2 separate regions of the Mus musculus genome follow, and region 1 is linked to region 2. Evidence: chromatin contacts called from ENCODE POLR2A ChIA-PET data. All regions are on one chromosome and are shown on one strand. Each heading gives the region's core, a stretch centred on a gene start or an enhancer-like site at or near the end of the contact. The rest is flanking DNA. Distances are from core to core; before and after follow the strand shown. Region 1 holds the start of Ubtf (upstream binding transcription factor, RNA polymerase I). Region 2 holds the start of Hdac5 (histone deacetylase 5).

Region 1 (2,700 bases), core at 21-2,520, 89 kb before region 2:
GGGGATTGGCTGATCCAGGCGTGACGCCGGTAACAACAAAGGTGGAGTTGGAAGAAATTAGATTAAAGGAAAGGAGGAGAAAAAAAAAAAATTAAAGGGGGAGCTTGCAGGCAACTGGAAGCAGAGACCGAGGGGGAGACGCACGAAGCTCCGTTCCCGGTTCCGACTTCCCCCTTCCAGCTCTTTCGCACAAACGCGCTGGGATTTTGCTCTAAACCCCTACCCCGGTCGCGGCCTAGTTACTGAAGCCCAGGGTAAAGGGATGGCCGTTCCGCTGCTTCTTGAAAAACCTCCCCAACTCCCACTGACACCCTACTACGACACAGGGGTGAACTTTTTGTTCTTAACTCCTCGGATCATACGGCCGGTGAAGATGGGGGACATCGAGAACAACCCAAGACTGGCTCTGAAATCCGGAAGGCCCTCGCCGGGCACCGAGACCCAAACGAGGCGGGGTACTTCCCGGGTATTTTCATACGTTGCAAACCTAGGAGGCTTTTTTTTTTCCCTTTTTCTTTTTTGTAACATTCCCCTTCGCCCCCATCCCGCTTTAGCTTCAGGGTTGCAAAAGCAAAGCAATAAAAAAAAAAAAAAAAAGAGAGAGAGAGAAAACCTGCGCACACAGACACACACCAGTGGCGACAGGGGAGAGTTGGAAAAACGCAGGAGAGGAGGAGGCAGGAGACAGCAAGGATGGAGCAATGGGAGAGGGAGCAGGCAGGATCCCTCACAGATCCCCCTCCGGCCTCAAGCTGCCTTGCCCGCCCCGACAGGAGAGCGAGGAGTCGGGCAAGCAGATGGAGTGGAGCTCGCTCTAGGCAGCTGGCTTGGCCGGAGACTGGAGGAGCCGCCAAGCGACCGGCTGATTGGAAGAGAAACGCAGAGCGATGGAGGCGGGGGTAGGAGGACGATTTCTCTGCGGGGACTGGCGGCGGCGTACACGCCCGGGTCGGGCGCTGCAGAGCTTGGCTAGCTTTCAACCCGCGCTCGGCGGCTCCAGCCCCGCGCACCCCCGCCCCCAGCCCTGCCGGAGGCCCCGCAGGTGAGTGGGAGCTGGGAGCCAAAAAAGAGCTAAATGTCGAAAAACATCTGCCTTGGAAAAAAAAAAAAAAGCAAAAAACATTTTTTTTTTTTTTTTTTACTATTCCTTTTTTTAAAATTTCGTGCAGCCCCCGAGCGGTGGGAGGGAAGGGGTGAGGCTGAGCCGCCCGGAGGAGGCGGAGGGGCCAGGCGAGGCCGGGGCGGCCCGGGAGGCGGCGGCGCCAAGGCGGCTCTGACGGGCGAGCGCTCGGAGCGGCGCTGCGCTGCGCTGCGCCGAGGCGGGCGGGCGGGCGGGCGGAGCGGGGCGGGCGGAGCGCGGCGCGTGGGGCTCGCCATTAGCCGTCGCTCCGCTTCGCCATCTCGGGCTTTGTCTGGAGACTCGCTGCCCGGGCGCCGGCAGCTGCGGAGCTGCGGCTCGGCTCTTCCGCTTGCCGTGCTGCCTGGCGCCCCCGGCCCTCACTAGCACCCACTTGCTCGGTAAGTAAGCCTCGGTGCCGCGGATTTCGGGGGAAAGGGGTTGCTCTCTGGCGGCGCCAATCTCCGTCCTCCACGCGCCCGGGAAGGCCTGGATAGCCATGCCGGGCTGGATTGAACCGGCTCCCAGAGTGACTCTTCCGCTGGGGTCGGCAGCTCCTGGCCGATTCCCGGGTGTGAGGAGGGACGGGAGAGGTTTTTGTTGTTTAGGGGACTAAGAATATATATTTTAAGTTTCACGGGTGTTCTGCGGAGCATAAGGGAACCGAGAGGTAGGCGCCGAAACCTCGCACCGCGATCCGGGAGCGTGAGTCCCAAGCCGGTAGCCACGCTCCGGGGACCAGGGTGGTCGCTAGCCCGCTCCCGGAGGCGGGAGAGAGGAGCAGATGAGGACTAGGCCGGGAAACCGAGCTTAAGCTGGGAGAGCCTGGAAGAGAGCTCCAGAGCAGGGTTGCCGGCACCCGCGAGGCTCGCCGGCCACCCTCTCCACCGCCGCACCTCGGCCCTCCCTTCCTCCCGCGCCGGCCAAGCCTGCTAGTTCCCCCGCGGGGCTGGCGAGGTCGCTTTAGCCGCCCGCTTGCTCGCCCGCCTCGGCTCGCAGCCCCGCCGCCATCCGGGCGGCTGCGTGTCTTCCCTGTCCCGGCCCCCCCCTTCCCCGGCGGCAGCAACAGCAGCAGCCGCCGCCGCCACTACCACCACCCCCCTCCCCTCCTTCCTTGCCTCCGCCTCGGCCGCCCGGGTCCCCCCAGCGCCCGCCCCTCCTCCCAGCTGCCCCCCGCGGAGCCCGCCCGGGCAGGCTGTGGGAGGGAGCGGAGCCGGCGAGGCGGGCGGGCTGGCGCTCGCTCCCCGGGGGTCGGTGTGCGCTCTACGGGGAAGGACGCGCTCGCTGCCCCGCTTCTCCCGCCCCCCCTCCCGCTCCTCCTCCTCCCTTCTCCCTCCTCCCCGCTCCGGCGGCGGAGGCTGCTGCGGCGGCGGGGGGTGTGCGAGCTGAGGCCGGGGCCGGCGGGCGGGCGGGCGGGCTGCCTGCAGGCGGAGGGCGCTGTGCTTTGTGCTTTTCGCCGCGAGGAGCAGCAGGCAGCAGCCACAGCCGCCGCCGCCACAGCAGCAGCAGCAGCCGCCGCCCCAGCGCCGCCGCCGCGCCCGGAGGAGGAGCCGCTGCCGCCGCGGGAGGGAGTTGCGGCTGTG
Region 2 (2,831 bases), core at 223-2,722:
ACAAAACAAGAAGGAGGGGGAGGGGGAGGAGAAGGAAGAGGAAGAAGAGGAGGGAGGAGGAGGAGGAAGAAGGAGAGGAGAAGAAGAAAAGAAGGAAGAAGGAGAAGGAGAAGAAAAGAAAAAAGAAAGAAAACGTTTGGTTTATATAACCTAGATTTTTCAGGCATACAGAGTCAGACTCATGAACGTTTGTATAAAGTATTGGAACTAATGGATATTTTGTTTTGTTTGTTTGTTTGTTTTTTCCAGACAGGGTTTCTCAGTATGGCTGTCCTGGAACTCACTCTGTAGACCAGGCTGGTCTTAAACTCAGAGATCTGCCTGCCTCTGCCTCCCAAGTGCTGGGATTAAAGCCGTATGTCAAGGCAATAAACAAAGTCTAAGAGCTTGTCAGGATGACCAAGATACCTGAGCCTACTTCCCTGTCCTAGCCCAAAATCACATTCTTGCCTGAAATCTACTTCTTTGTTCCACCCTAAAATTAGATTCCTACCTGAACTTACTCCCTTGTCATGGCCCAATGTCAGATTCCTGCCTGAATCTCATTTTCTTGTCCTTGACCAATGTCAGATTCCTGTCAAACGCCCCAAAAGCCGCTTTTACACCCCCCACATATGTATAATTTTGAGCATCTGTATGATAACTTACTAAATAGATGTCTCCTAGTTTATTTGCAGATACCTACCTGATGGATATTTATTTAGGTTGTTTCTGACATCTCATATAACAAACAATCTCTTCCTATACTCATTTTGGAGCACAATATTTTCTTAGAATACATTTTTTGCTAGGAAAATTGCTAGGTCATTGACAAAACAATGTAGGTTTAATGATACAGTCATGTTCAGTTCCACTGACGTGGTAGTAGTATGTGTGGTATCAAAGTTGGGGACCAGCGGACTTTTAGGTTCTTGGTCTGTTCCTTTGAAGGCCAGGGACAGTTACAACCTATGCTGGCTTTCTCCAAGGAGTTTCTTTTAACAAGATGCAGCGCTGTGCCATATTAGCACGGTGGGTTAGAGACTTGTCCAAGCTAATCTTTCAGCTTTGACGCGCCTGCAGGGGCTTCCACTTCCAAGGCAGCCCCTAGGATTCCACCCCCCTCTACCCTCCCCCTAACGAGGGAAGGGCGTGTTAGGGAACAGCTCAGGCGGGCAAAGATTGCACCATCCGCCGTTTGAAAAGGAAGTCGAAAAAGCACAGAGAACAAAATCGTAAATCCCACACATCCAGCCCCTGCAGCAGCCGGGGTCCGGGTTCTACTCAGTTCATTACTTGGCGAAGAGATCGGGATCCCTTCTCTGCCACCTCCACCCCAGCCTAACCTTGGGCTGGGCATTGGCCCTTTAAGAAGCTGTCACGGTGGCGCTATTGGTCCCGCCCATCTGAGGGGAGGGCCGAATGGGAGGGGAGGGTTCTCGGTTGAAGCCCGAAAAAGGGGGGGTCTGAGCCTATTTTTAGCTCGGGGTCGGGTCACGTGACGAGAGTGACGTCTCCGAATGTTGTTGTTGGTGGCGGCGGCGAGCGGAGCCGGAGGAGCCGCCGCAAAGATGGAGGAGCCGTCGAGGAGGCGCTGCCGCTGCTGTTGCCGCCGCTGCTGCCGCCGCCGCCCGCGAAGCCGGAGCTCGAGCCGCAGCGGGTGAGCGCGCCGCACCCGCCAGGACCCCACCTCCCACGGCCCCGGGACGCCCCGCAGCGTCCCGTCCTCCCGCCGTCGCTGCCCGCGGGCTCCCCGCGACCCTGTCCTTCCTCCCGGCGCGCGCGCCGAGCCAGCCCGCACCCCCAGGGAGCGTCGCTGGGCCCGGGGAGTGTCGCCTTTGGCTCGCCGCGCGCGCCCCTCCTCATCCCTCCCTTGCAGGGCTCCTTCTCTGCAGGTAAGGGAGGGGCCGATTTTCCCGCACCCCGCACCCCGCGCCCCCAAATGTCCCGCAGACCGGCCGGGGATGTCTGATTTGTCTCCTCCCCGGCGGCTCATAATCCGTTGCAACTGCGATTTGAGCCTTGCAACCCGCATTCTGGGCAGACCCTCTCTTCACTAGACACCCCTTTCTTGTTACTCTGAGGTGAGGGGCGCAGCCCACCCACAGTGCTTCTCCAAGTGGCGAAGAACATACCCTTGATTTTATGTCCTTGACGTCCCTGCAGGTGGAAGAGGACTGCGGGGCCCATCTTACTTGTCTGTGCTATTCACCCCCTCGCCTGTGAGGCGTTACTGCGTTTATTACCACCCTCTTCTGTCTGACACCCTGGAGCTCGGGAAAGAGCTGGGAGATGAATTGGTGATCTTTCTTGGCTAGGGCAGATCTCCCCACCCCACTCCCGCGCCCAGTTTTCATCTTGGGTTTGTTTCTCATGGGGCAGAGGTTCTAATAGTGCCTTGTTAACTTGGGGGAGTCGGCTTCCCCCCTCCCCACCCATCCCTGGGGCCCTCAGGAAGATGAGAACTGGCTGGACGATAAGTAATTAATCTAAGAGCTGGGGGGGGGCGCGGGGAGTGTGTTTCATTTCGGGGAGAAGGTGACCACTTCATGTCCCTGCGTTTGGCCTTCTGAGATGAGCTTTGTCCCTGAAGAGGAAGGATAGCAGCTGCAGTTGCTTTTGGGGTGTGTGTGGTGTGTGTGTGTGTAGTGTGTGTAGTGTGTGTGTGTACCCATCACTCTGGTAGTGACCACTATGCTTCTGGGTCCTGGAATTAGCTTTGGATCTTGGGAATGGGAATGGAGAGAGGGGTTTAGGGATCAGTGGGAGGGGAAGATAGAGTTAGATCCTAGGAACAAAAGGAGGCAGGGATGGGAGATTGGTTTGGGCCAGAAGACCTCTGGCTAATCCTT

The links. ChIA-PET counts read pairs that join two places held with the same protein, here RNA polymerase II (POLR2A).
Region 1: POLR2A ChIA-PET joins it to region 2 with 13 read pairs in Patski. The contact joins the promoter of Ubtf here to the promoter of Hdac5 in region 2. POLR2A ChIA-PET finds 5 or more read pairs at or near these places in 2 of 5 experiments (Patski and embryonic stem cell).

Annotation. Positions count from the first base shown.
Region 1 is chr11:102,317,666-102,320,365 of GRCm38, reverse strand. Ubtf (upstream binding transcription factor, RNA polymerase I) reads left to right here and starts at 1,270. Exons shown (of 21, transcript NM_011551.7): 1 at 1,270-1,518.
Region 2 is chr11:102,228,813-102,231,643 of GRCm38, reverse strand. It overlaps Hdac5 (histone deacetylase 5), which reads left to right and starts at 1,472. Exons shown (of 27, transcript NM_010412.3): 1 at 1,472-1,639. It overlaps Mir8101 (microRNA 8101), which reads left to right and starts at 1,494; the gene lies at 1,494-1,604.